5 separate regions of the Mus musculus genome follow, and all the other regions are linked to region 4. A link is a loop called in an ENCODE intact Hi-C map of the cell type or tissue named here. Cell type or tissue: heart. All regions are shown on one strand. Links, peaks and the distances in the headings refer to the core of each region. The heading gives the core; the rest is flanking DNA. Region 1 has its middle 9.6 kb from the start of Platr5. Region 2 overlaps Sh3bp4 (SH3-domain binding protein 4). Region 3 overlaps Sh3bp4 (SH3-domain binding protein 4). Region 4 holds the start of Sh3bp4 (SH3-domain binding protein 4). Region 5 holds the start of Platr5 (pluripotency associated transcript 5).

Region 1 (5,844 bases), core at 373-5,372, 320 kb after region 4:
CAAGACCAGAAGGCTTTGTGAGCACATCAGATGGCAAACAAATGAACAGGTTCCTGGTTCCTGAAGGAGAGCATGGGGAAGGGGGCGTCCCTTCCCAGTCACTCAGCTGTAGTGTATTTTACATTACTCGGTACTAGTGTCATCTATAGGTCTGTTGGGAGCGTCTGTTTAGAAATGTAGCTTGAATAGTTGCTTGTCTGGACTCTTTAGTTTGTTCATTCCGCGGACATCAGATGATGCACGCTCTGTGTACCTAGTACCTCAGTCAGCACAAGTGATTCACTGAGCCATGTGCACAACAGAGCCCCAAAGCAGGCTGCCTTAGTCAGTGTTCTGTTGCTGGGAAGAGACGCCACGACTAAGGCAACTCTTATAAAGGAAAACTTTTAGTTGGGGCTGGCTTACAGTTCAGAGGTTTAGTCCATTATCATCATGGCAGGAAGCATGGCAGCATGCAGGCAGACGTGTGCTGGAGAGGAGATGAGAGTCCTACATCTGGATTGGCAGGGAACAGTAAGAGGGAGTGACATTGGGCCTGGCTTGGGCATTGAAACCTCAGAACCTACCCCCCAGTGACGTACTTCCTTTAGCAAGGCCACACTTAACTCCAATAGTGTTGCACTCCCTATGAAGGTCATTTTCATTCACACCACCACACAGGCCTTAAAGAATTACCCCCTCACACTTCTACACACACACACATACACACACACACACACACAGAGAGAGAGAGACATACTTACACACAGAGTTCCAAACCACAGGGGCTCCCAAGAAGGAGGTGAGTGGGACTCTCTGCAAGCAAGGGCTGGGGGCTGCTTTACAGGTTGAATGTAGGGATGGCAGGGAGGGGGTGGGGACATTTGTGCTGGACTGCTAAGAAGGGGTAAGAGAGAGGCAAGTGTGTATCCCTTGGCAAGGAGCTGAGGAGCTATGCCACAGAGGGAGCCTTCGTGTCTGCTCTTACAGAGGAGGCCCACCTCCACATTAGAGACCTTACAAGAGGAACTGGAGAAAAAGGAAATTATCTCTAGTCCCTTAGTTGTGGGGTGGGGCGGGGGAGGGGAGCTGTGAGGATGACCAGTGAGGATGTCACTGCTGAGTGACACCAGGTTATTCCAGGTAGAGATGTGAAGTTTAACCAACTGTGCATGCATGCTACATAAATAAATGGAGAGTCTGCAGGAAACAGGATTTCTGGAGGCAGGGGCTGGGGTCTGAGTCAAAGACTTCATGAGACAGGCAGGTGGCTGGCTCATACCAAGATCATTAGGTCTTTGGGGACGTGGCTCAATTGGTAAAGTGCTCGCTGCAGAAATATGAGGACCAGAGTCCTTGGCACCCAGTGAAAGCTGGATGTGAGGGCACAGGCCTGGAACCCCAGGGCGGGGAGTGGGAGACAGCAGCATCCAGAGGCCTTGTAGCCTGCTGGTCCGGAAAACTGCAGAACTCCTTGCTAGCAACTGAGGAGGACACCCAGCTTCACCCCCTCTGGCTTCTCACATCGCACTCTGGGGGTCATAGACCTGCCCCATCTTTTCAAGTTACTCGCACATGTCTTTCACCTCTCCCTCTTATTGGAAAGAAGAGACATTGCATTCTTTGTTTATTTTTGTTTGTTTGTTTTTTGAGTCAGGGTTTCTCTGTGTAGCCCTGGCTGTCCTGGACCTCATTCTGTAGACCAGGCTGGCCTCGAACTCAGAAATCCTCCAGTCTCTGCCTCCCAAGTGTTGGGATCAAAGGCGTGTGCCGCCACTGCCCAGCTGAGACATTGCATTCTTAACTCAATTTGCTTTTCCATGTAACAAAGCAGTGCTTATCTCTAGCTCAACGGTCAAAAATAAAGGTAAGGAATTAACAGTAGCGTTTAACTCCAGCATGCCCATGGGAGAACTATGCCCTGTGATTTCACACCCTGATCTTGGTTAAACAAAGGGAAACCGGGGGAAATCAATAGAACGTCACTTTTTGTTTAATTGTGTGGAATTCTTTCACAGAAAGTTGACTGACGCCTTTGCATTTCGGGACAGTGCAGGATTTACGGCCATCCTCTGTGTTTCTCTGGTAGCTCCGCAGACTTCCCTTCTACTTTATGGGGTCTCTGGTGGTCTCAGATAGGGGACCTCTTTCTTTTCAGTCTTCCTTCTGTACTGTCAAGGCTGGCCTTCAGTGGGAAACAGAGGACACACATCAGGAACAACTAGAATATCAGAACAGTGACTTCAAAAGAAGGGTATTGTTTTTGTAGAGAGGCCATACAACACTGAGAATCAAAGGGCATCCTGTCGGAGGCCCACTCCTTCCTGGACCCTGGAAAGGGCACATCCTTTGGGAGCCGGGGTACTCATTTCCTTATTATTATTATTTTTATTTTTAATTTTAAGGACCATTATTTTAGTTGGGAGATCTGTTGTGCTGCTCAGAGGACTATGAATCCCGAACTCAGGCCATCCTCCTGTCTCAGCCTTCAAGCTCTGAGGCTATAGGCATGTAGAACTGTGGTCCGTTTCCTTTGGCTCTTAGGCTCACAAGTCGTTTCCTCTCCTGGGCTCACTGGCTTCCTCTGTAAAACCGTGGCACCCACAGGAGCCTTGTGAGAAAGTTGGTTATGCATAGGTACAGTCTGTCGGGCATGCAGGGTGGTGCCAGTGCACGGGGAGTGTGCTCACACTGACTGTGGTCTACACTGCATTGCTTGAGCACTGTGCATTTGAAATTCCCGCTTGCAATCCCTACAGGAGGCTCATGGCTTGTAAGCCAGGGCACTCTTCACCCTTAGTTACACTTATGTTGTGGGCTACGTGCTCCCTCTAGTGGCAGAACTGAGCAGCACCACAATCAAAACAGTTCCGCCTACTGGAGCCCCAGAGACATGGTTCACAGACTGCCACTTAGACATTCTAGAGAAGATGACAACACCTTAGAGAATGTCACGGTGAAGGAATTTGTTAGAACGGAGTCTCACGGGAGAAGATTTGAGGGTTTTACACTCCTGCATATATCTTAGACCTTAAAACTTCATTCGTTTTTTCCTTCCCTTTTTATTCTAATGACCCTTATCTTTGCAAGGGTATTATTCTCATCTTCCAACATGGATTTCTTACACTCTCCTGTGAGCTAGTTAAGCCTCATAGTCCTGTTAAAATACACGTCATTTATCTGATTCGTTCAGATATGTGGAAGTTGAGGACTGAATTAGAATTCACGGATTCATTAACTGTCTTCTAACCCCAAAGATATGGGAAGAATCTCTTTGCAAAGATTACAGGATTTAACATTAATGGGATTCAAATCTGTGGTTAAACTGAAATGAGAATCTTGCTTCGGGAGTGGATCGGGCAAGGGTGCTTCTATTTGAAGCTTCTAAAAATGTGATGGTAGCCCAGTCAGTGCCAAGAACTGTCAATTTAGGTTAAATGCTCCCTGTCACTGTGTGGGTGATGTGCGAGGAGATACAATATTAAGTTGATGTATTTAAAATGTTTCTCTTCTACATGGAGTGGGGGTGGGGAATGCATTCCTTTGAGCCACCATGAGACTATTCCCACATCTGCCAGTACAAACAACTGGGGATAAACAAACGAACCAACAAACACCCCCCCCCCCCCGCAAAATTGGGAAAGGGCTGGAGAGATGACCCAGTGGATTAGAGTGCTTACTGTTGTGTTTTGTTTTAATCTCACGTACCTAACCTGGCCATTGCTCCTGTTTCCTGAACCTCTCTTTCTCCCTTTCACTGATTGGCTAGTCCAGAAAGTGACGTGGAGCTCCCACCAATGGGATGAGATATCCCACCTTTGTCAGGGATAAAAGACTGAAGCCATCTTGGCCAAGGACTCTCGCTAGCCTGGTTTGGGTCATAGTGTGCTCCCCCTACCTGCTTTTTTAAACAAACAAGAAACGAGTTCACGGATTTGTTCCTGTGTTCCTGTGTCCCTGTGCTCCCTTGTGTGACACCGAGATTGTTTTTTGTTTGTTTCTAATGCTATGTGAGCATGTTTGAGCTCAGGATCGACACAAAAAGCTGGACGCGGTGTTGGCAAGACTCTGTAACCCCGAATTCTTACGGAGATGGGAGGCAGACAGGAGAGTTTGTAGGAAGCCCCTGAACCAACTAGCTGGAGTACACAGTGGTGTGCAGTGGCACAAACAGGAGAGGCCCTGCCTCAGACACAAGGTGGAAGGAGGGAATGGACCCCTAAAAGTGGGGTCAGTCCAACAACACAGATAGATTTACTGGAAAACTGTTGTGAGCTGAGGCAATGGCTCAGCCTAAGTAGATTGATTGTTGTGGAAGAAGGAAGGCCTGAATTTGGTACCCATGTTTGAAAAGCCAGGCATTTCAGCATACACTTGTAACCCCAGCCTTGGATAAAGCAGAGACAGATAAGGCTTACTGGCTGGCCAGCCTAACCTTATAGGCAGGTTCCAGGCCAGGGGGAGACCATTTCTACAAAGAAACAAAGTAGATAGTGTGGGAGGAACAACACTCAAATGTTCTACTCTATCCTCCCTCCGTGACTCATGCATTTGCTAACACAGGCATGCTCACCTGCACACAAACACATACCTGGGCCAGTGAGATGGCTGCGCTGGTAAAGGCAATGGCGGGCAAGCTTGATGATAAGGGTTCAAGCCCCACACCCATAGGGCAGAAGGAGAGAGCCAGCTCCTACAAGTTACCCTCAGATCTCCACACATGTGTCACGGCACATGCACAAGCATACATAACTGTAAGTAAAAACAACATTATTCCAAACTACCTGAGATCTGCACCTGAGCTTCATTAAAGACACCTGGTGGCAAATTAGGAGCCAGGAGCCAGGAAAGTCCTTAAATATTGTGACTTAAAATGTATTTTATTGGGGGTGGGGCAGGGTGGAGCGGGGCCGGGGGGTGGGATACATTTAATCTGGTGAACTCACAGGCCCCAAAGGCTACTTACTACTATTGTCCTGCCAAATGGACATAGTATCAAACTGCCCTTTAGCGGCACACCTCTGTGCCCTCAGATTCGTGCAGATCTCAATCCTCATCAGAGGCTCCTCTGTGCACCGGACAGTGGCCAATGCAGAAACTTACAGCCAGTAGGTCCACGAGAATGGGAATCAGTCGAGTGCTGAGCCACAGATGAGGCAGCTAGGTCATACCCCTTACCCTCGAGGCTCACAAAGCTTCTATAAAGATGGGGCAGAGATTTTGTAAGAGTCAGAAATAGATGACAACCAAAGCAAAACAGTATTTTCTGGACATGGCACGGCCGCTCACAAACTCACCGCGGTGATGACTACCCGTGGTGGTTTTCTGGCCCAGTGATGGGGGAGCAGGGGCAATTGTTCTGCCCCTGTGCAGCCAGATCTGTTGGGGTGAGAAGCTGGCAGTCTGATTCCGTGTTCTGATCGTGCTTGCACCTCAGTTTGTTCTCTCTGAGTGTGCTCACGTGTGTCTCTGGGTGGTGACGTTGGAAGCCAGATACCCTTTAATCCCAAATCAGTGAATACCGTGGATCTCAGCTTTTCATTAGGAAAATGTTAAATGTGTCTATATCCATGGGACCCAAAGAACAGAGCCAAGACATGACCTACTGACAACAGGCCCATGAGCTTCAGAGCCTGGCTTACTTGTTGTTCTTCTCCTCACCACCAGGGGGCAGGTCTCCCAACCAGATGAAAATCTGTGTCTCTGTGTGGATTTGAGCTTCCGGCTTCCTCACAAGGAATCATTGAGGTGCTGACGTTTATTCTGACGTTTCATTTCAAACCAAAACGCATACCTAGAAACTGAAATCTTACAGAACAACCAGGCATTATAGAGGCTGTCATCCCATGTATTCATTCCCTTAGC
Region 2 (5,844 bases), core at 415-5,414, 51 kb before region 4:
TTTGGGGAGCAAGCTGCTCTCACTCCAAACACAAAAACTATTTTCCCCTCATAGAATGACCTTGCCTTCTAAACCATGAAGCAACATACAGGGCACTTCTTATTTCCAACTCTCAAGACATGTCAGGACATGTGGGATCCTCCTTACCCCCTTCCTTCCAGCCCTGCTACTGCTAGGATCCAGGCTGCGCAGCTTTGGCACTACCCATACATTTGGGAATCAGGCAATTCTGTGCTAGGGGCTGTCCTCAGCTTCCAGGAAGATCTGCTACACCTTTCTTCTCCACCCTCTAGATGCTGGCCAGCGACCTCCTCCCCTCCCATCTTGGTTCAATGACTCCAATGTTGCAGGAGTATACTCCAATGGAGCCTCAAGTGTATCCCCCAACCCTGGCAAGTGTCTTCCATGTGACTATGACTGATACTCAGCAGCGTCAGAAGCCCATGAAGCAGCCCACCTGCATCTCCTATAGCCCTGAGTTGTGCCTGAACAATACCACCATGTATGCTGAGCATGGCCTCCTGGAAGCACCAGGGGGTTGCCTGGACCCAGGGACTTAAAGGGGCTCATGGAAAAATTCTGCAGCTTGAGATGGGCTTCAAGCTACTCTTGTATCCCACAGAGTACCCTGGCAAGGACCCCCAGAATACATCAAATTTACACCTACATACTCTGGCCAAGTTCATACTCTTTAGCTCTTAGCTGTATGGCTTGAGAAGCAGGGAGACCCTAGCCTGTCTCATCCAAGCCAAGGTGGATCAAGAAGAGACAGGGTGTAAAACCTGGAAATGCAGCCTTGTGTTAGGAACTCAGACCAAGGCAAGGAACCTCTGTAGATGGCCTCTGCTGTCCAGCATGTCAGAACTCATGGAGGGGCCTCGTGCTTTCCCCCACCCCCAGGTACTGTAGACTGTTTTACAGGGCTCTGCTACCTCCCAATGGCCCCACCCAACTGTGGTTAGAACACAAAGGGTTTCTGGGTGCTTCATGAAACAGGCAGGCTGACTTTATAAAAAGCATTAGTCACTTGACCTCCTTTGGCCTTTCTGACACGTGGGCTATGTGCACTGAAGATAAAGGCTCTCATGTGCCCGCTTCTCCATTGCTTGAGATGTTCAAGAACTGGCCGAGAGCTCGTTCAACAGGAGTGCAACATGATAGTGTGAACAGTAGCTTTGGCTAAAATCTTAAACTTCAGAGAAGATGTGGAAGGGCTGGCTCCTGCACACTCTTCTGAGGCCCAACACTTGTGGATGACCAAGTGACAATGTCATCAGGGTGGCCCTAATCCAATATGATGGACAATCCTTGTTTATAAAAAGAGACAGTCGTGGACAGAGACATAGAGGAAGAGAGAAAATACTGAGAGTCAGGAAACCTCCCTGCCCCAGTGATGCCAAGACTCCAGAGCTGGGACCAGTGGGAATGCTCCCCTCCACGGCTACCACGGAAGCAACTCCGCAGGCACTCGGGTTTGAACTTCTAGTCTCTGGCATTCACAAAGCATGCTTGTGTTGGTTAAGCCACCATGTGCTAAGGTCCACGAAGGACTGCATGTGTAATAGTGGTCTCCTAAGAGCATACTACCGATACACAGACGGCCTAACTCACATACACACATTCTACAACGTTCACACAAGACGTCACACTTCTGAGAACTACCTTCCTTGTTTAGCAACACACGGTTGTGCCTGCTTGTGCCCTGTCCAACTCAGGGAGCCTGCACAGCTGCTAAATCAGGGGCTAAAACTATAATTTAGCTGCAGAACTACACTCGACTTGGTGGAACGGTCTGGGTGGCCCCGCTCTCCAGCAAGCCTCTGTCTATCTGAGCATCTCTCAGACACAATTCCTCACACAAGAGGGTAAAACTTCCTTGCTCCTCGCTTTCTGGGTGAACTTTTCAAAACCACCAGCCACTGCCTGGTCCTGCTTGGCAAATTCCTGAGGGATGAGTCTGATGCTGGCAAGCATCCAGTAATTACACTTCGAGCCCCGGAGTAGGATTTAAAATATCTAAGTTACTTCAAGAGTCATAGAGAGGCACTGGAAGGGAGGCAAGTAACTTTGAAAATGGCTATGGGAAGATGCTGTTTGCACACTGCGATTCACTAGGAATTCCTCGCCCAGCCAGATACCAGGATGGGGATAACAGCACCAGAGAATGAAGTCCCCAAAGCCATGCAGGCATAGCTAAAGGATGCTTTTATGAGAAGTTCTGTTGGTCCCTGACAACTGTAGCAGAACAGACATCAGTCAACAAAGCCATGCAAAGGGACATCCACATAGTTACTGCACTACAGCATGCACAGATCCATAAAGGGGACCAATGGCATAGGCTGGAGAGAAAGCCACATGGACAAGGAGCCTCCAAAAATGCATCTCTTACCACATTGGCTAGACATGTCCTGCAGTGGACCTTCAAGATCTTAAAACAGGTCTTCTGGTAGAAACTGAATTGTGCCACTGTTCAAAGAGACAGCAATCCAGGGAGAGACCAGCAAACATACCCCAGTCTCCTTGTAATAGGCTGATTGTCCCTGAAGCCTGTGTGGTAAGCAGACTATGTTATCACCACTCTAAAAGAGAAAGGCCAGACCCTAAACACTCAGGTCAGCCCTCAGCACCATGACCCAGACCTAGCAGGGTCCACTGTTCCAAGGCTAGCATGGTATTCTTGTGTGATCCCTGGCTTCTACACCTGATCCTCAATGGAATATTAAACAGGTCTATAGCAGGGACTGAGCTTGGGAGGTGACATGGCAAGAAAAAAAAAAAAAAAAAAAAAAAAAACCGTGGGACTTGGGGTTGGATTGAGTGTGAACACATTCATGTGAGACGGGGGTAGGAGAGGGAGGCTGGCAAGAGCAAGGTCTGTGGACCAGCAGGTCCTCCCTCATCATGCTCAGGGATATGGGCCCCTCTCACACACCATGGGCTCTCCCAGGATTTCTTTACTAGACACAAGTGCATGAGAAAACAAGGACAAAGAGAGAAGTAACGGGTGGCCCTGCTCCCACTCAGAGCACTTCAAGGAACAGCTGGTTATCCTTGCCCTTCCCCACCGTGTGTGTGGAGCTTGATCAGTGACTGTCTATCACTGACCAATGTTCAATGTAAGAGGAGCCCTGGGAACCTGTCCAAGAAGGTCCGGGGCCATTCATATCTCCTGTCAGCCAGCTGTCCCCAGGGCACTCTGAGTAGCAGTCAGCACCTTGTGACACTTTCACTGCAGACGAGGGTTCACAGAACATCTTTAAAGCTGCTCTGGGTTGACATGGAGGTTGTGGTCATCTGCCCCAGGGGCCTGTTCTTTACTATAAAAGGACCTCACTGGAACTGCTGGTCCCACCCCACATCTCTCTGGCCACAGCAGGAGCTATGTCTGTCCTTCGGTCTCCAGCACACAACACAGCACCTGAGACCCATCATTAGTCACCCAGCAAACAGCACACACAGCTCTCTGGTGCTCACTCCAAATCAGGAGTGCTTCTGTGCACCGCTGACTGGTGCCTGCATAGTTCAGGCTCCCGCTCTGAAGATGCAAAAGCTGTGGAAGTGGAGGCTCCCTGAAGTCATAGCTGTTGGCATGGGCATCTACCAGAAACAGAGAGAAAAGCCAGACTGGCCGTGACTGCTCCCCTACTTGGTGGAAGCCACAATACAGATGGCACCAAGGAACAGAGACACAACTGTAAGCTGTACTGTGCCCCTTTGCCAATAGATCCATAGGTCCAAGTCCTCACTCTGTGGGCTGCACATGTGAGCTTACTGGGAAACAGGGTCTTGCAGATGTGGTCAAGTTTGGTTGAGCAAGCTCACAGTGGGTTAGGGTGGGCCTTCCATCCACTCATGGGCGGCTCTTAAAGAAAAAGAGGTTTAGATGCAGAGAGAGAAAGGAGCCGGCCATGTGAGGATGGAGATGGCAGCCACAAGCCCTGGGAAGCCACTTGAAGCCATCACCTGCCATCATCAAAAGCTAAGAAGAGGCAAAAGTACAGAGGCTCCCCAGAATTCCTGAGGGAGAAGGGCCCTGTCAGATTTCCAGAGTAAACTTGTAGCCACCAGGTTATGAGAGAATGCATTTCTGCCATGGTTTCCACTTCCCTTAGAATCTGAGGGATTCCCTTAGAATCGCTTCCAGGGCCCGGCAGACACTCGAGCCTTCTATATAAATGGGTGTAATGTTTACAGATAACCTAGACATACCCCCCAGTACCCTTTAAACATTGTTATGTTGTTAATATTCAGGGGGAAAATGGCCAGCATATAAAACTCCGTACAGTATTTTTTTTCCCCTAGAATATTTACTCTGAGGTTGGCTGGATCTACAGAAGCAGGAAAAACTAGCAGGGTGTAATTTTTTTCAGAACTAGGGAGAAGACCTAGCACCTCACACATACTAGCTCACGCATCCTACAACTGAGCTGCACCCCAACTACAACTAGCTGCTGGAGTACCACCTGCCAGGTGGGGATGGACTAGACTCTACTCCATGTACTTCTGCATGCTGATTTGCATAAACGCCGTGGCCACCCTCTGCTGGAGACTCATGCATCCACTTCCATGGATAAGGAAACAAAGGTGAAGAACCAGGCCACCTGGTCAAGGTCTGCCAGCCTCAGGGAGGCAGGGGTGAGCCACTAAAGGACCTCATTCCCCCATTCTATACACACACAAGCAGGCCAAGCTGAGTAATACAGGTGGGGCAGGGAGCCTGGCCGGGTTGCCTGCAGAAGCGGTCCCTGTGTGGCTGAAGGGTCAGACAACCCTGCAGAGGTACATTCCAGGCCCCAACCCCTCAAGCAACGGGCCTTAAAGCTCTCTGAAGATTGGTGTATTATAAAGGAACTGGGTTTTTGGGGTTTTTTTTTGTTGTTGTTTTTGTTTTTGTTTTTTTTTTTTTTTTATTCAAACAAATCCAGCAGCAAAAGGTCATTTGTGAAGACTTGAGCTCTCAGCTAGGGAACACAACTTCATGCAAATCAGCTGGCTTCCAGTCCTGGAAGATAAATTCAAGCTGGTCCCTCCAACAGTCCCTGCTCCCTTGAATGTAATTCACTGGGTTGAAGGACCTGTGGTGCCCAGGACTTGGTGCCCAGTTGGTGCAGATGTGGTCATCAGCACTAACAGGACACTTGGTAGAGAGATGGGCACCTTCCTGCCTTATCTTCTCCGCTTGGAGTCATGGCACAAAGGGATCCCTGTGAGAACTTGCCTGCTATTCAGGGGAGCCTCTGCCACCGGCTGGAACCAGCAGAGGTAGGTGATGGGCAACCTATCAGACAGGTTTCCATGGGACAATGGGCCCAGCTAGGCCTGGAGCCTTCTGTCAATCCAGACTTGTTTTCTTACAACTCTTATGGAAAGAACAAGGGGAGAGGTTCTTGGCACTGAGGCCAGGGTGACCTAGAACCAGAGGGCACAGGGCAGTTTCTCAAAGATTCTCTGTCTACAGCTTTAAAGTGCCGAAGGAACAGGGTTATACACAGCAGCCAGTAAAGAAGCAACACTTACAAGGGGCTTGGCCTCTGCCAGGTGCTTGCTTCTCTGTCCTCCACTGCTTTATGGCCGCATGGTCCTCTCAGGCCCCTCACTGATGGCTTCTGACCCTTCTTTTGGGCCCCTGGAGGAGCTGGAAGCCTGTCAGCTCCCACAGTGACAGGGTCTCTCCCTCCCACTGGCCGGCTGGCCCAGCCCTGCAGTCTTTGAGACTGACTGAAAATCTCCTTCCTTTAGGCTCACAAACATCCTCTTTCCTGCCTTTCTGGACCAAGCACCCACCTCAGGCCTCATGAGACCAGAGAAGAGCGTCAGGAACCATTCAAGGATATCTTCCCAAAG
Region 3 (5,844 bases), core at 250-5,249, 70 kb before region 4:
CTTAAACGCAGCCCAAGAAACCATCACTTTCAAAACAACCCAGGGTAATGCATGGTTCGTCTCCAACACACCATGCTTGTGAATACCACAGACAATACCCAGAACAGATGAAATAAGTCATCTACGCAGGGTATGTACTTGGAAAAATAATGATTGTGTGCCAGGCCCAGGTGAGATGCTTTTCAGGGGACAGAGAAAATGTTTTCTGATGGAAACAGACAGGGGAACCGCCACCCCACCCCACCCCACCCACTGCAGGGCAAGTCCTGTGCCATGGCCTTATTTAGTCTGTAGACATTGGGTCTCTGTAGCTGTTCTTTCCTTTTAAAAAGAAACTAAGTTGTTTGTCTACACATACATGCACATGGCAAGGGTGTGTGAAACAGAGGGTAACTTCCAGGACTAGATTCTCTTTTTCCACCGTGGGATCCAGGAATTGATATCAGGTCTTCAGGCTTAAGCAACAAGAACTCTTATCCACTAAGTCATCTTGCTGGCTCAAATAAAGTATCTCCTAAAGCCAACTGTGTATACAGAAACAGGCAAAAGGACAAAACTCTCAGCTAAATCAACTTAACAGCTGCTTGATACAGGATGAAGTCCGTGGCCATTAGGGCTTCATCTGTCGAACTGGCTGCCCAGACTCCATTACCTGCCAGGTTCCTTTTTCTTCGAAAGGAGACAACAAACCCAACTTTGTCTTCCTGGCCAAGCTTGGGAAGCAGGCAAGGAATCGCTTAGCTGGCAGAGGTGCATCCGGCTTAGCTGGACCCTGGAACCTCCCCTCTCACTTTTAAAAGGATGCAAGAACGGAGAATGCCTGGGTGCCGCCAGCTCACCAGACCCGAGATGAGTCGCCTTGGGGATCCCCCGTTCTCCTGATGGAGAAAAGGCATCTTTCTCAGCAGGCTGTGATGAGGCCCATGGTTGCTCAGCTTGAAGATGGGATCATGCATAAGTCATCTGAAACCCACCCACTCCCTGCTAATTTCACTTTTTCTTCACAGCGCTTACTAAGGTCAGGGGGAATTTCTCTTTTACCCTCAGAGTTCAGTGGAATAAACAAACCGATTAAATTGAAGAGAAGGTTAAAAAAAAATTCCTTAGCGTGCAAAAGAGGGAGTCAAGGGACTAGTATTCTCTGCCTTTCTAAAGGGAAGGGGGAACAAGGAGGCAGAAACGTTTGGGGAAAATACTGCATGACTTTAAGGGGAAATCACGTTCCTGGAAACATTGCCATACACTGCCATACTCTCTTTCAGATGGAAGCCGAGGCCAACGAGGTTGACAAAGTCTTTCCAAGTGTGTGAGTTTGCAATGTAAACCAGGGGAGGGAGGAGGCAGTCTGCCTGGGTCTGGAGTTCTAGCAGAAGGAATCTCTCCTTGTATCCACACCACTGCCCCACCCCACCCCGATCACCACACTGCAGACTTGATGAGATGTAGCAATCAACAGCTCACAAAAGCGCCTGGAGTTCTGGAGTCCTTGAGAAGGTAAGCAGCATCGGGTGCAGAGTCCCAGGAGGCACCCTCTTGTACCTCAGGCAAATGTGGCCCCAGACATGGGTCACACAGCTGGGCTACTGAACACTTACCTCTCACCTTGCTGTCCTGTCCTTTTCCTAAGACTCCTCACACATCAAACCTGCCTAGAAACTTTCAAGGTTAGGCTCCAATTAGGAGGTCTTCACTTCCCTCTAAAGGTTCCCAGGTCTTGCTAGCATGCATGTGAATGTCTGTATGCATTACGTTTGTCAGTCTCTTTGTTAAAGAGACCATATCTGAAAGGGTGGGAGTCTTCATCTCTCAGAAGGATGTAAGCTCCAAGAGATCCCGGCACACAGTAGGTGGGCAGGGAATATCCATGAGCTGACAGTCACATGTTAGGACCAGAATGTTTGAATCATGGTGCTGGCAGACAAGCAAGTCAGAATTCCCCTGACCAGGCCCTTCTGCCACCAAGTCACAATAGTGACAAACTGTATTAGTTCCCTTTTCCTATTGCTGTGACAAAATACCCAGCCAAGGCAAGGACTCCCAGGAAGGCTTAGTTTTGGCTCATGTTTGAGAGTACCATGGTCAGCAAGGTGTGAGGCAGCTGGTCCGCAATCAGGAAGCACGGAGCAATGAATGCTGGCCTCAGCTGCCTTCCCCATTTTCTCTTTTTCTATCTAGTCCATGGGATGGAGCCGCCCACATTGAGGCTGAGTCTTCAGCCTAATTAACCTTAGTTATTAACTCAGCCTAGGAACTCCCTCACAGGCTAAATTTGTCTCTTAGGTCATTTTCAATCCGGTCAAGCTGAACAATAGGAGGCATCACACAGATCCTGCCCCTGAAAGGTTGGGAGGAAACAAAGAGCCCGAAGGGACAGGCCAGCTTCCTCTCTGGAGTGTGCTAATGTGAGCGGCGCCACAGGTACCAGTCAAGGGGCAGGGGAACCGGAGGGAAGCTCAGACAGTCCACGAGAAGATGTGAAATCAGCTGAAGAGGGACCTGATGACTGATAGCCCTAGAGGGCCGAGTAGGGAGATGCGGAGGATGCTAGCCCCAAGCAAGGTCTGTCTGCTCCCATCTCTCTTAACTTCTGGCTCTGTCACTTCTCCCTGAGATGTGGGGCCGGGCTCCTCTGGAATAAGCATCTTAATCCCTCACATCTGACGAAGATCAGAGGCTTGGGAAGGGTAGGTGAGGCTGTGGGCCTTCCTCCTGGCCCAGGGATCTCCCTGACCGTCTGGGAGAAATTTTTTTTTTTTTTTTTTTTGGTACGGCAGGAAGGGGCAGAGACAGGAGGGCTGGTCACATGGTGTTTCTGAGGCCTTTGCCCTCAGCCCCAAGAGACTCTGTAGGAAACGTGGGAATAGGAAAGCGAGACTTGGGCAGGATTGGAGGTCCCAGAAGCGCTTCTCTCCCACACCTGTGTGGCTGGTCGTGCCCTCTAGTTAACAGGACACATTTTTCTTCCCTGATGCACATACGAGAAATAAAAGACAAAACAAAACAAACAAACCCCACAGGTGAAAATTAAATAGCACACGGCAGCCATTAAGACCTTGTCAGAATCCCTCCAAAGTTATGTCCTGTTGTGTTCTCTTCCAGTAATTAATTCTCTTACAGCCAAGGTTTTCAAAATTAAAAAAGAAACCAAAAGCCAAAGCACCAGAGCATGCTTTGTACACAGTCTGAAATACATCAATACAAATTATCGTCTTCGCTTCACCAGACTGAAGAGTAAGAATGGTTTTTACTTAAAATTCTGAGCACTCTCCCTCTAGGGCACAGGAGAATACATCTCACTCAGAGATCTGTCTCTCCCATCCCTTGGGGAATGACCATGGTGGACTGTGTCCTCCATTCCTTTCTGGAGATCTATGCATCATCTCCATCAATGGCCGACAACACCTGGGAACAGGAGGACACGGGGACAGAGATTTTATTCCTCCAAATCCTCATCGAATCCCATCTTAATGAGATATGGGGTGAACGGCCTAGATCGGTTGTTTTATAATACATAAAACCTCCCTGGATGTTTTGCAACTTTGGGGTCCTGAATAACACGTTTTCTATCCCCTGACATAAGTGTTTTGTAGGCAAAACATGTATGAGGGAAGACTCTGTCCGCAGCAGGTGCTGTGGCAAGAGCTGCTTGCCTTTTGATGTGCACACCAGGTAAATGGAAGTGACGCAGCCAGGAGGGACAGGCCAGTATGGAGGCCGAGGGATCTCCCGTGCAGACCAAGGCTCTTCAGTCCTGAGCGACTCAGACTCTCAGATGCCCTCCCTGCAGTACAGTGGCTCTGCACACTTGGTCAAGGCTGTTTGCTTTTGGATCACTGCTGTTATCTTTAAATACTCTGCTCTCTCCTCTATGTTTTGAGCAAGATCCTTCCATGTTCCACTCACCTTTTCTAGCCCCCCTCCCGCCCTGCTCCCTAAAGCTTGAAGTAAGAACACATTGCCCATTACCCGACTGCTAAAAAAAATTAAAAAAAAACTCTAAAAACAAATGTTCTATTATTTATAGCAACACCCACTAACTCTGTTGCTATAACACCTTCCAGTTTGTTCTCCTTCTTTCAAAGAACACTTGCAGTGGGGCTCAATACTGCATGCCTATGCCAGGGCAGAGGAACAGGAAAGCGGTGCAAAGCCTCGGGGGCCGTGGCTTCAGTCCAGGATCACTTAGTTCTGAGTTTGCCAAGGGAGAAGGAACAGAGATAAAGTTCTGAGTGTTCAGTGTGAGAAGAAGACAAGGAGTGACTTCAGAGTGAGCAGTCAATGTTATCTGGCCCTCTTCAAGGAGGACGTGTGTGTGTGTGTGTGTGTGTGTGTGTGTGTGTGTGATCAGTAATAAACTGCTGATGCTGTAGGAAGGCTAAACACTGTAACAAGGGACCAGGATGCTACCAATACATCCCAAGGAACAAGCCACTATGTGGTGCAGCAAGGTCAAAGTAGACTTTTGGGAATCAAATGACACCTCGGGTGGGATCCAAGCATGTAGCTGAGAGGTTTGCCCAACAGCCCAATTCTGAAAGCCAGCCAGCCAGACTGCTACACTCCATAATAAGTTCCAGGTTCAGGAGGATCCTGCCTCAAACACCAAGGCCGGTGGCATCTGTGTGACATCTGGCCTCCAAGTGAACTTGCATCCACGTGTGCCCCAACCCATGTGCATTTCTGCACACATAAGTTAGTAAGAGCATGCGTGCACACACAATCTCCCTACACATCCAGAGATAAATGGCACTGTTTTCAGGGAGGAATGAATAGCAGAAAGGTTAGAGAGCTGATGGTAAAACTGGCTGCCTGTAAATCCACGAGCCATCAATATCCCCATGTCCCCCTCAGGCAGGGGTTGGCTAGGAACTTACCTTTGACATCATTAAAGCTTGTCTCTGAGAAGCCCTCGCTCAGGTCTATCAGAGTCCCCTCCGACTTGCACCGAGGGAGGCCACTGGCGTTGGCTGCCCGGATACGCTGGGCTGCCATGGTGAGCCTCTTGGGTGGGTGAGGTACTATGGTCTCATGTCTCCTCCCCTAGTTCCAGCAGGGACAGCAGCTGCTGTCTCATAAAGTCACGCTGCACGGCAGGGTCAACTTGGCAGTGTGCTTCTTCCTGAAGGGAGAGGAGAAATAATTTCCTCTGAACAAGTGAAGCATGGCTTCGAGGGTAATCTTATGGGAGGAGGGAGTCCTGTTTCTTCCAGACCATTCCAGTGAAGAGAGAGACCCAATTCATTGCTCTGGCCCAGGAGCAGAAGTGGCAAGCTGCACAGACCCTGTGCCCAGTGGGCACGTAGAGATGCTCTTCCTAGGGCACAATGGGGTCTGTGAAATGTGTCCCAGCACCTGGATGGCCATTCAGTGCAGTCAAAGAGGGCAGCCTCAGACCGTGCAGTACATTGGCACTTCCAGGACTCAGGAAGAAAACAGCCCCTGTCTGTCCAGAGTGGCGGGTCCTGTTGGAGGAGTGGCCGTGGGAGGCTTGGCACAAGGAACAGAGAGCCAGTAACACCATTTGCTCTTGAAGCCTTGCCATGGTGGCTTGGGGGTGGGGGTAGGGGTGGGAGGCTGCTCCCTGCCTATGTGTACCCCTAGTCCCCACTAGAACTGAACAGACATCATACGCACAGTCCTTGGGGGCTACCAGGTTTATGACGTGCAGCTAATGAATACATGTGAAATTGGGCACACTATCAAACTGCTATTCCTAGGCTGCTGGTGGACATAATTATGAGTACGGTTGGTTCTTAGTAGGATGAGGTAGACCAGGCTTAAAATTTGTGGCGGGGTCTTTCGTTGGCTTGGAGCAGACCCTAAACCAGGACTGACGACGGGCAA
Region 4 (5,844 bases), core at 255-5,254:
TCATTCATTCTCCCATCTCATTATCAGATTAAAATCAACATTAGAATAGAAAGAAAGTCTATGCAAACAGCCGGAAGGGGAATAATTCCAGCCTGCTGCTGGATTAGCAAACAGCAAAGGAGAAATACTAGGAAGACCCCTCCCACCCCCAGCCCTTTCTACCTCTAACCAAAAAATTAGCAACACAACTTCCGTGTGATCAACAACCAGAGTGAAGGGTGCCTCATCAACAATGTATCCAGCCAGCTTTCAGGCCCTTCCAAGGCCCTGTCTGAGCTCACATCTGCAACTAGACTCAGGCCTTATCAAAGTGCTGGTGGGGATAACAATTAAAAAACCGAAACTATCAAAGGGTCACCAGTAACGCGAAGAAAATCGTCCAGCCCAGCTCCTGCCGGGAGACAGGGTGAGGACAAAAGGCAGCCTGTGCCTCACCTCTCGGTCTGGGTCCCTATTAATTGTTCTGTAAGAACATTAAAGCCTGGTGCCAGGACCTGGGGACAACAGGAAAAAAAGGAAAGTCCACAGAGGCCTTGCTGGCATTTCTGCAGCCAGCCTCCGAGCCGGTCATTGTTCAGTCGGTAAACACGTGAGACATAAAACAAATTGCTGGGAAACCAGGTTGTTCACTTCATGTGTCCTCCCAGGACCAACTGTTCTCTCTTGGAGGGTGACCTGGGCAGGCATTTACAGGACATTCTACAGCTTTGCATATACCAGGCACCAATGCCCCCTGACTTTGGGACAACCCCCTCCCCCAAGTCCAAAAGATGCTGCAGAAAGGATCCTTGAGAAGACCAGTTACTTCCAAGCCTCTCACTTTGAAGGACTTAGCCAGCACCAACAGGAGAATAGGAGTGTGCTCTGGGATCCCTAGGGCCTGCCTAGATCTTGCTTCCTGGGCAGGGTAGCGAAGCTCTAGGTAGCTTGTTTTACCTAGCTACCTAGATGACACTGTGTAACAGCTAAATGCTCCCCAGCACATTGAAATACAGCCGCTGTCCATCTAAGGATGCCAAAAACGCTCTGCAAACCACCCATTAATTTTTATGGTTGGCCCAGGAAGCAGATTGAGAATCATTACTGTCATTTTTACAAGGCTCGGTACCAAAACCACGGACTGGGCTGAGGTTTCGGCCCTCCCACCACCATTCTCTCCATCTGTACCCACCATCTCATGGGAAACCCCAGTACATCAAAAGGGTACTCATAACTATCAGAAACAGCCTTTGTGGTAAGGCAGGTCAAAAATTCCAAACTTTGGGCACGAGACAATCAAGGGTTTCAAGCAAGGGTTTTCTTGAGGTTAGGCAAGAAGGCGCCAGGTATAATTCAATGATTAAATCTACAAGGCTGCGACATCCCCACCCCCCACCCCCAACGAATGTGGGATCGGCGTAGATCTCGTGTTTATTTCCGCTCTGGACACTCATTGCTTTTATAATCAGAGCAAAAGTTATACGAACTTTATTTCTGCTGCTAAATCACAGAACACCAATCTGATGCACTAACAAGGGAAGAATAAACACGAATAAAGCCCAGCATGGTATTCCCTTTCAAATCTCATAGCTCCACGAGGCTCCACAACCTTCTGCGCACGCAGAGCGGCCAGCCAGCTCTCCGCCACTCCTCCCGCGCGGCATCTGCAGGCGCCCCACACCCGGGAAGGGCCAGCGCCAGCCAGCCCCACAGTCCGCACCGCTAAGCCCCCCAAACCTGCATACTACAACGCCAGATCCCAGCTGGGAGCCTCCTGGCCCCCAAACCCTCTAACAAGACACACTGGGCGGCGCAGGGCGGCTTCACGGTAAACAGCACTTGCAGAACAACGCTCCTCTATCCTAACCGCTCCCACCCGCACACCCCAGCGCTGTCACCTCGGGGCTGCGCGGTCACTCGATCACCAAGACAGAAACTGGAGTTTTCAATTTCATCCTCCAGGAGGGCTCTCCGAAGAAGTTGAAATGTGCATTGTCACCAAGTTTAACCCAAAGCCGCGCTCTCTTCGCTCCTTCTCAGAACCGCGCGGGTGGCGCCGCGACCCCCTCCGCCCTCCCCGCGCCCCGGGCCCTAGCGACCACGATCCGCAGCCCAGGTCGGGCTGTGACCACAGAGGGCAGGGAACCGGGAGCTCAAGGGGCTCGGAGCTGCTCCAGGCTAGCCGCGCCCCAGAGCCCGGGATGCTGCCCAAAGCCACAGCGCGCGCGGGGATAGGGTGCGCCGTCCGACCCTAGGCTCCTACCTGGCTCGCATGGCGCCCCACGGGTCCTGCGGTTCTCTTGTCCTGTGGGGCTCACCCGGCCGGGGGCGCGCGCGACTCCCGGTACCGCGGCCTCAGCGATCGAGGCAGCAGAGGTGGTGAGGTGCCCAGACGCCGCGACAGCCCAGAGCGCTCGGCCCCCGCCAGCGGGCGCAGAGGTGGTCTGGGCCGGGGCGGGGCGCGAGCGCGGGCGGGGCCGGGGCGCAAACAGCGGGCTCCAGGAGGGCGGAGCGCAAGCAGAGACCGCGGGAGGGGCGGGGCCAAAGCTGGGGGCGGAGCGAGGAAGAGGCGGGTCAAGCTCAGGCTGGGGCGTAGGGACCGGGGGCGGAATCGCACTCTCAAGGCGGAGTCTTTGTCGGAGAGGCGGGGCCTAGACGATACTGGGGCAAAAGTGGGCGGGGTGTGCTCAAATGAGCGTGGTCAATATGAGGTTGGAGCAAGTAGGGGCTGTGCCTCGAGCTGGGGGAGGGCAGTTCTTAGTAAAGGCGGGGCCTGGATGAAGGGGGCGGGATGTCCCGGAGGGGCGGGGCCGACTGAGCCGCTGATTTACTTAAAGAAGCGGCTTGGCTTACTGGCGCCTCCAGTGCTCCGGCGCGATTCCCGCCAACACTCCTTGTCTCCTTCCTTAACAGCGCCAGTTAAGAGAGTGGGGTTAGGGCCTCGGGATCTTTACCCCTGGACCCAGAAATGAGCAAAGATGATGGAGACCTCCGGTGCTCTGTTTTGGGGAAGCCTCTGATCCCCCGGGAGTGGTTAAGCAGTAAAACCGAGAAAAAACAAACAAAACTCAGCTTAGGGAACAACTACAAGTGGAGGAGAGCTGCCTGCGAGGCAGATTGCAACTGAATACATGTCAGCATAGTTACACTTCCTCTGCCCAGACTCACATACAGAAGTAGACGCTCGATGCGAGCTCAGTGAATGAACACACTGCGAGGCAGCGGAGCAAAAGCCCAAGCTCATGAGTCATCTCTCACGGGAGTAGACAGAGGCCTGTAGGGGTTGATTGCCTCAGTGAGGTCGAACCAGCCTTTGACTGCTGTGGTGGTGAGGCCAGGGAATGAAGGCTTCCACTTGGAACCAGTGGCAATCATGTCTTCAATGTTGCCACAGATCCAAATCCAGCAGCCCACTGAGTCCATCTTCACTATCATCGCTGGCGACAGATACCATTTATATTTTCTAAGTGACTTCAGACGTTAACACAGATTATCATATTCGGCAAGATCACATGGGAGAGGGCTTCAGAGTCGGAATACTAGCCAGTTTTCTATCTCCCGTGTTCTTTATGCTCCCCTTCCACTCCACCCTTGCACTCGGGCTGCCCGCCTTCCCCCACCCCCACCCCCACCCCGCTCTAGATGTAGTCCTAGTGGAGTCAGGTAGACATACTGGTCAACCTAAGGCTAAGAGGGTAGAATTTCATATTCTCTTAGAACATGGAAACGAGTACAATTACTCCTTAAGTGTAGCTGTCGACCTTAAAAGAAGCAGTCTCCTGAAGGTGCAAGTGACTTACATGGTTGGAGGGGGTGGGGGTGGAGGAGACAAAAGCATCCAGACTGGAGGGCGTGTCAGGAGCCAGCCTGCTGTGCTGGGATCTCTAGGCCTCTGTGTGAGTCACTTGCCTCTGAGTATGAAAATTAAATACAGAGCATAAGCCTCAGCAGAATGCCTAGCACAAAGTAGCCATCACTAAATATTAGCTATTTGTACTGCCGTGACTCCGAATGTCTCCTGTCTAAACCATGTCAGAAAGAGGGAGAGGGAGAATATGCATGAACGTGGGCTGGGGTTATAGCTAGAGTTGGTAGAGTGCTTGCCAAACATGCACAAAGCCATGGGTCCCATCCTCAGCGCCAAGAAATGGGGATGTAGTCACTCAAGCCCACACTCAAGAGATTCAAGGGGGATTCAAGGAAGGTGGATGCAGAAGGATCAAAAGTTGAAGGTCATACTCCCCTACATAGTGAATTCAAGATCAGCCTGGGATGTGTGAGACCCTGTCTTGGAGAATGGAAAGATGGATCAGAGGTTAAGCACTGGTTGCTCTTCCAGAGGGCCACGCTTCGGTTCCTAGCTCCCACAACCATCTCTAACTGGAGTTCCAGGGCATCTGACACTTTCCCTTGCCCTTCACGGCACCAGGCGTACCAGTGGCACACAGACATATATTCAAGCAAACATTCATTTACACAAAATGAAAATAAATCTTTTAAAAAACAAAGACCTGTTGGGTTAGGTGTCATATACCTTAATCCTAGTACTTGCTAAAATGAGGCAGGAGGATTATGAATTCAAAGACAACTTAGATCTACTGCTATACTGAATCTGTCTCAAAAGAAGAACTGCTTATAAAGCATTGAAAAAGACAAGCGAGTTATAAATGATCAAAGGTATAAAAAAAATGAGTCCCCCAAACACTGCAAATGGCCCCGCACATGAAAGACTCCTTAGCTGCACTGAGCAAAATGCTCACAAAGGAACAAGAAGATGAGAAAGCCCAAGTGTGGCCTAGGTGATGCTTGGTGACTGGAAACAAAGGTCAGAGACACATCAAAGTATGGAGCTGGGCAGAAATCCAGACTATAACATGATGCTTTGCCTGGGGGAGCAGAGGGCATGGGCTCCCCTGTCCACCTGGACATAGAATACCGTATAGTCTTCAAGCCAGCTTGCTTCCTGAGCGAGGAGTGGATAGAATTCAGGATCTTGAAGCAAAATAAGGTAGAGAAAAAGGATGCCATGAGTTGGATCTGACTTTGGAAGAACTAAACTGGGGGGGGGGCGTTGGGGGGGAGAACACTGTGTTTATGTTAAGTCATCTGTGAAGCATTCTCTGAGTGTTCTGGAAGGAACGAGGTCTCTAGATATGCTTCCTGACGAACCGATGCTTTGTGGTTCCACCAGTTTTTATGGCTTGCTCTTTTGTAAAGTTTGCTAAGTCAGGAGAAAGGAGAAAATGAGCCACCCCAAGCAGTCACCGCGTTCAAGTATTCAGCGAGCATTCCTGGTGCAAATGGGATGGCAATAACCCAGTCAGTCACTTGGGGTTTTCAGCAAAAGAACGGTGCTTGGTGATCTGGTGGATTAAAGAATTCCAAGAGCTAGGCACAGTGTCACACACCTATAGGTCTGTCCATTGGAAGATAAAGACAGGAGGGTCAAGGACAGCTTCTCTTACAGATTGGGCTCTAGGTCAGCCTGGGATCCATGAGGCCTTGTCTCAAAACACACAGAAAAGCAAAAAATATTAGAGAAAAGTGGTACAAATGTAAACATTGATCCTAACCCTTTCTGGACATCTCATGGTAAAGGTGGTCTACTTGTCTGTCTGGAGGCTTATTATAAGCTAAGACCTTGTACATGTATATATGAATGAATTTGGTATATATACTTATAGATCTTCACATAAGGAATTGCCCTCTGACCTCTGTACCCAGGCCGTGACATGAACACAACCCTCTCTCAATAAATAAACAAATAGCCGGGCTTAGTGGAGCACGCCTTTAATCCCAGTACTCGGGAGGCAGAGGCAGGCGGACTTCTGAGTTCAAAGCCAGCCTGGTCTACAAAGTGAGTTC
Region 5 (5,844 bases), core at 452-5,451, 310 kb after region 4:
CTAATGGACGTTCTACAGTCATTCCGAAGAGACGGCCACACTTCCGGAAAGCCCTAAAGATGACTCTGGGACCTGTTATTAATGAATAGCTAGCTACTAATTAGCAACCTGAACCAAAGGTGAGAAAATCTAGCCACAGGTAACATCAGATCTTTGACTGAGCAATACACAGCTTACATAAACACATATCATCAGGGGCCACAAGCTGAAGCCACAACGCTCAACTGATGGGATCTCCGTAGGGGTCCATTGACAGATGTGCTGTGAACATGACAACTCCATAACAGGCTAACTGAAGAGAAGCCTGGTACCCAGTGCAGGTGGTGATGTGTAAAGACAGTAATTAACGGCAACAAGGAAAGGCCTCAGGTGGCCTGGTGTTGCAACCGAGGGAAAACAAGAAACTTACTTGCAACCAATTTTAATTACTAATACTCTTAAATAATATATTCAACCTCATACAATAATATATGTGTATATGCATATATGTGTTTGTTACAAAATGGCTACAAAAGGCCTCAGAGTTCAAAGGGGCCTTAATAGAGACAGAGATCTGATACAGATGCAAGGAGAGACACAACAGGTGTTATTACTATGGAAACCATTTGGAGAGCTTGGGTGGCAGGGAGAGCTTCTTACTTCAAAAGGGCTGCATCAAGCAGTGGGGACCCTGCTGAGCTGCAGCCCTGAGCCAATGGTGGCTTGTCTATCTCTCAGTTCTTTCATATATGCACTGGGTTGGATAACAAGCCAGAGGGGTTGTGTCTGTTGCATGACTATATCTTTCTCTTTATGAAGTCCAGATGGTGGTGTTCCATTATCTGTCGATCTGGTATATTCAGTAAGTTCTCAGACCTGGTTTTTCTGACCATTTTAATATGCTCGTTTGCCCCTGTGTTCCCAGCTTACTTGGATAAGTTTATCAGTGATACCTTTTGGCTTGCAGGAATAAGCTATTTCTCAGCCTGGGCCTCGTGGTTGTCCTGGGCGGGTGATGATGTTTAATGCCGGGAGAGGAGGAGTCACCAGACTTCTGCAACTGCACTCAGGTAAAGTTGGCTTTATAAAGTGCAGTCACGCAGAGTTTCTCATGGTGTGAAGTGACTTAGAACAGGGCTCTCCACATGTCATACCCAGAAAGTATAGAGACTGATAAAGAATTCTTTTAAGAAAGGCTGAAATCTAGTGAGTGTTTCTGAATGTCAGACATCTGTTACAATGGCCAGAGCTAAAGGACAAGTTCAAGACCTAATTGCTGGAGCCCAGAAACAGGACCTTATGGAATGAAGACGTTGCAGACAGGAGAGAGTTCTGATGAGTTCCCAGGGATAGAATAGTCACTCTGAATCCAATGGCTGGTGTGTTTATAACCAGACACATAGACACACCCAGAGAGAAGATGCTAGAAGGAGGTCAAACTGGACACAGCAGCAGACAGAGGTTTCCCCAGAAGCTAGACAGAGGCCCAAGCGGACTCCTCCTCAGAGCCTCCTGTCTGGGACACCCTGCTATTGGTGATTTGTTTCAGCAGCCCTTGGGAGCAAACACACACGCTTAGTGCTTTACGTGGTGACAGTCTTCACTTCAGAATGTTGACATTAGGGTGTTATGAAAGTGATAAGCAGAAACTCAGCAGAAACACCACATCTGACTCTAAGTGTGAATATTTTCCAGGTTAGTGCCCTGTGGTCCAGTCCCGAGAGCTCAGCTCCCAGTGTGACCTTCAGTAGAATGAGTCTTGAATGCATTTTCAACTTGTCACATTCAACTTAGGATGGGCTTATGGGACATCAACCCATTGCCAGCACAGGAGTGTCTGTTATTTGAGAGAGATCTGTGATGGAGAATCAGAAGAGATGGAGGGACAAATAAGACAAAATTGGCAAACAGCATGGAAAAGCCTGGCAGGGGCAGGAAATATGGCATCTCTGTGGGAGTGACTGGTCTTGGTGACATCTAATTTCCTGTCACTTGGTGCAGGGTGGACAGAAGCAGGCAGAATGCAGATGTTTAGGGATGGGAGACTAATAGGGCAGAAGGGGGAGGAAATGACAGCCCCGAGCTGAGGGTGAAGTCGTGGGTTCAGATTTAAGAGGGCTGTGATCCTCAGGGCTGTCCGCCTGACTGCCTGAGAAGTGGCAAGAGTCCACCCCAGCTTCCCAGATTGGATACAGCTGGCCTGGGCTGGGGAGGGAGGGATCACAGTGGGTGTTTGTTGTGTCAATCACACTCTCTCTTCTGCCCCTGTAACTCAGTCAGCCCCAAACAGCAAAACATCCCTTTGCCTCCAGATCCCAGAATCTTCAGGATTAAAGGTCTGGGAACAGAGAAACTGCCAAGAAAACAAAAAAACCCTCCATTCTGTGGAGCATTTAGGATTTCCAGTGAGCAACCAAATACATTTTGCTGCTTGGATTTTGTATTTGTTTGTATGCCTTGCTAGCTCCAAGAATGTGGGAAAAACAGAAAGAAAAGAGGAAAAGAAAAGAAAAAAGATTCCAAAGACTTCCAGCTCCAACCACCCAGCCTGGACGTCTTCCTTTGTTTGTGTCAGCCTACAAGTCAGAATCCCCCTGATGATGATTAAGGGGCTTGGCTTATTCCAGTCTTCAGCCATTGTTGCTACTAAACGCTTGAATTCTCTTGTTTGCATCAAGGTATATAATTGGGAAGCATGTAAATTAGCCAAGTCTGTGAGCTGTAATTTCTCTGACTCAAAGGAGGGGGTTTGTAATGAAAACGGATGGTTAGACAGGATTCTGAAACCCGCTGGAGACTGCAGCCAAACACCTCCCACTCTTCAGGAAGTGGAGCGCACTCTCTCACTGTGGGCCTTGGCGGATGGAGTCTTCCTTTTAGCCTTAGCCGCACACAATCCAGTGAAGAGCAATGTAACCGGCAGTGGAGAGGGACTTGACTTATTCTTCCAAGGAAAGCATAGAGATTTCTTTTTACTAGCACCCGATGAGGCTTCGCCTGGAGTTGTAGTGAACCATGGGATGGATGGACTGATGGGTGGGCCTGGTTCGCCAGCCCGGGAGCAGGGTTGTCCTAGCAATGGAATAGAGCCCTTGTCACCCCTGGTGTGCCCATTAGGAACACATGTTTGGCTCTCATGTCCCTTTTGAGGGGAGCTTTTATACTCAGTGGAGCCCGGAGGCTCACACCCTCAGAGTGGTTGGAAATGTTGCTGAGTGGTGTTAAACTGACTGAAATGTCACAGTGTGGCTCTGGCTCCTACAGGGGAAGTGAATGGGCCTCCTTCCATCAACTCGGGCTGGTCGTCCACAGCACCCCCTTGTGGCCCTGGCGGAAGTGACAACGCTATGGGTCAGAATCCCTGGGGTGGAGGAAATCTAATTTGTGTGAGAGAAGTCATGTGGCTTCAACAGTCGAATGCTTAATTTTCTGAGAATTAAGACATATACATCCCGGTATCATTTTGGACACAATAGCGGGAGTAACTGATTATGTTTGTGTCTGAAGCAGGGCAAGTGCGCTGGAGCCTCCAGATAATTTTTCTGTCTTTGGTAGATTTTTTTCCTGACGACAGTGACAAGTACCTCTGCCTCTGGCTTTCACACATCCTGCACAGCAAACATATCATGCGGCCAAATGGTTAGAGTGGGACCTGGCCCTGAAATCCCCACACCCCAGCTCTGCCATGTCCCCTCTCCTGAGGATAGATAAGATTGTGGAGAGTTAGTTCTGTCTTCCTTTTCTGTGCCTTGAGCACAGGTCTGTCTTCATTTCTCACTGAAGGTAGCTACTGAGAACTATCTTTATTTTGCCCACCAAAAGGCATTGAAAGCAGTGTCTGGCTCAGCAGTTAACCCTCCTGAGCCAATAGTCATCACTCCTGCTGGCCGGTAGCTCGCTTTCCAACAGCTCCTCTCTTAATTTCAAGAAAGTTGATAATTAAATGTTATGTAACTCTTTGACCATGTAAAGTTTGGGTTTTTTTTTTGTTTTGTTTTGCTTTTGTTTGTTTATTTTTTCCTGAGATATAAGTTTATCATGGGGGCGGGGGTGGGGGAGAGGGACACTGGCTCTTTGTGGTTAGTGTCAAATTACTGCCCACAGATTGGAACCACAGGAGTATTGGGGAAAGCTGATTTTAAAACAGGCAGGACTGAGAAACAGATAAGTTGCTATGATCTCCGGGCAGAAAATTAGGTTTGTAAGAAAATTTACAACTACTTCTTACAGGGGCTTAGGAAACAGGGACAAGATGAATCTCCCAAGGAGGATGGAGAGAGTGAGACTGTAGCCGACAGCAGCCACGGGGTACTGGGTTCCTGAAAAGAAAGCTGGCGATGGATGGGAAGGACAGCAAGAGAAATAAGGAGCCAAGACCAAGTTCTCTGATCAAGGTTCAACTTTAATTCTTGAGTCTGAATTTTTAAAGGGGGGGAAATCCATCCCCCTCTTTGCCAGGATCTCCTTCCTGCTTTGTCAGCATCTCGTCAGGAAAGCAAGCTCAGCTGCTCAGCAGGTGGTGGCTTCTTGCAGGAAGCTGCAGATGTGGCAGGACAATAGACTTCACCTCGGTCAGAAGACTCCATCCTAGGGGAGATAACCAACTGTGGCAGACAAGGTCTGATTCAGCCCACACAAGGCTAAGGGAGGGCACAGTTCCTCCCTTTTTATTAAGAATTAGCTGGACTGGGGCATAAGATTTACTTTTCCATGGTTCAGCCTGGGAATTATGGTGGCTGGCGGCCATGCCTGGCTTAGGACTGAGCCTAGACTCTCTCTTACCCGTCTGGGAGAAAAGAAAAACATGGCTCCATGTTTATTTCCTCTTACCTCGGATCAGCACACACACCTTTGGCTCACAGGCTTTGCTCCAGACCAATTCCCTCTTCAGCTGGGTTTGGGGGTGGCCAAGACCTCCAGCGAGAAAGACATTATCTGTCAGCCCATCATGTTGTTTAGAGTCAGGGGAGGCTGCTAGGTTACTGTCTGAATTAGGGTTTCCACTGCTGTGAACAGACACCATGACCAAGGCAACTCCTAAAAAGAACATTTAATTGGGGCTGGCTTACAGGTTCAAAGGTTCAGTCCAGTATCATCAAGGCGGAAAGCATGGCAGCTTCCAAGCAGGCATGGTGCAGGAGGAGCTGAGAGTTCTACTACACCTTCATCCAAAGGAATCCAGGAGCCGACTGGATGCCATGTGGCTAGCAGGAGGGTTTCAAAGCCCACCCTCACAGTGACTCACTTCCTCCAATAAGGCCACACCTACTGCAACAAGACCACACCTCCCAATAGCACCACTCCCTGGGTTAAGCATATTCAAACCACCACAGTGACCCTCCAGGAGAACATCAAAATAGATACTTTATAAAGAGTTTGGGGGAGAACCTCACCCTTGCCGGCCCTGAAGGATACCTGCCAGGTTCTGAGAGGAATAGTCAAGTCACACAATTCACCTGGAAATAGAGTCTCTGGTGAGTTAGAGCCCAGCAGATGAACTGAAGGTGGAATTCTAGTCTGGCAAATCTGCAGGGCCGTGGGGGAAGGCATCAAGGTGTGCATTCTGCACAAGGCCTGGGATACTGATTAAGTCCCTAGAGCATCTCTGTGTGAATGAACGTTCCTGCCCAGCTTGCCAAGGCACGGCTGCTCATGCTGTCTGAGCTTAGGTTCTCTGTTGGGTATGTGTTTGTGTTGGGTTCTTGAGTAGCTATGGAAAGTGGGATGTGATTTTCTTCTTTAATAAACAATTTAAAAACAATTTCCAATTGTTTGTTTGGTTGGTTGGTTGGGTTTTTGTTGAGACAGAATCTCTTTATTATGTAGCTCTGGCTACCCCAGAACTCACTCTGTAGACCAGGATGG

What was found. Peaks named below come from ENCODE experiments on the same cell type or tissue, not always from the same donor. Only the 100,000 strongest peaks of a DNase experiment are listed, where the experiment ranks them.
Region 1: a loop joins it to region 4, with 2.8 times the contacts of the local background. A loop is called at or near these places in 13 of 42 quality-filtered maps.
Region 2: it touches region 4 in a loop (3-fold over the local background); 15 of 42 quality-filtered maps call a loop at or near these places.
Region 3: a loop joins it to region 4, with 4 times the contacts of the local background. A loop is called at or near these places in 14 of 42 quality-filtered maps.
Region 5: it touches region 4 in a loop (3-fold over the local background); 14 of 42 quality-filtered maps call a loop at or near these places.

What each region holds. Positions count from the first base shown.
Region 1 is chr1:88,742,386-88,748,229 of GRCm38, reverse strand. No RefSeq gene overlaps it. Among named protein-coding and RNA genes, the nearest start is that of Platr5, 9.6 kb to the left of the region's middle. In heart, for the core only: a CTCF peak has its summit at 2,820 (motif pointing left); a DNase peak (open chromatin) is centred at 2,779.
Region 2 is chr1:89,117,785-89,123,628 of GRCm38, reverse strand. The region is part of intron 2 of Sh3bp4 (SH3-domain binding protein 4); the gene reads right to left. Among named protein-coding and RNA genes, the nearest start is that of Gm34331, 17 kb to the right of the region's middle. In heart, for the core only: no CTCF peak of the experiment used is centred there; DNase peaks (open chromatin) are centred at 1,928 and 3,218; H3K27ac peaks cover 4,838 bases.
Region 3 is chr1:89,136,834-89,142,677 of GRCm38, reverse strand. Sh3bp4 (SH3-domain binding protein 4) reads right to left here. Exons shown (of 6, transcript NM_133816.3): 3 at 4,875-5,119. The coding sequence starts at 4,992. Among named protein-coding and RNA genes, the nearest start is that of Gm34331, 36 kb to the right of the region's middle. In heart, for the core only: no CTCF peak of the experiment used is centred there; DNase peaks (open chromatin) are centred at 2,377 and 4,197; H3K27ac peaks cover 62 bases.
Region 4 is chr1:89,066,996-89,072,839 of GRCm38, reverse strand. Sh3bp4 (SH3-domain binding protein 4) reads right to left here and starts at 2,425. Exons shown (of 6, transcript NM_133816.3): 1 at 2,243-2,425. In heart, for the core only: CTCF peaks have their summits at 2,304 and 2,867; DNase peaks (open chromatin) are centred at 619, 1,769, 2,629 and 3,179; H3K4me3 peaks cover 3,288 bases; H3K27ac peaks cover 3,669 bases.
Region 5 is chr1:88,754,256-88,760,099 of GRCm38, reverse strand. It overlaps Platr5 (pluripotency associated transcript 5), which reads right to left and starts at 5,210. Exons shown (of 3, transcript NR_040493.1): 1 at 5,142-5,210; 2 at 4,810-5,016; 3 at 4,367-4,566. In heart, for the core only: a CTCF peak has its summit at 3,303 (motif pointing left); DNase peaks (open chromatin) are centred at 2,149, 2,839 and 3,259; H3K27ac peaks cover 1,289 bases.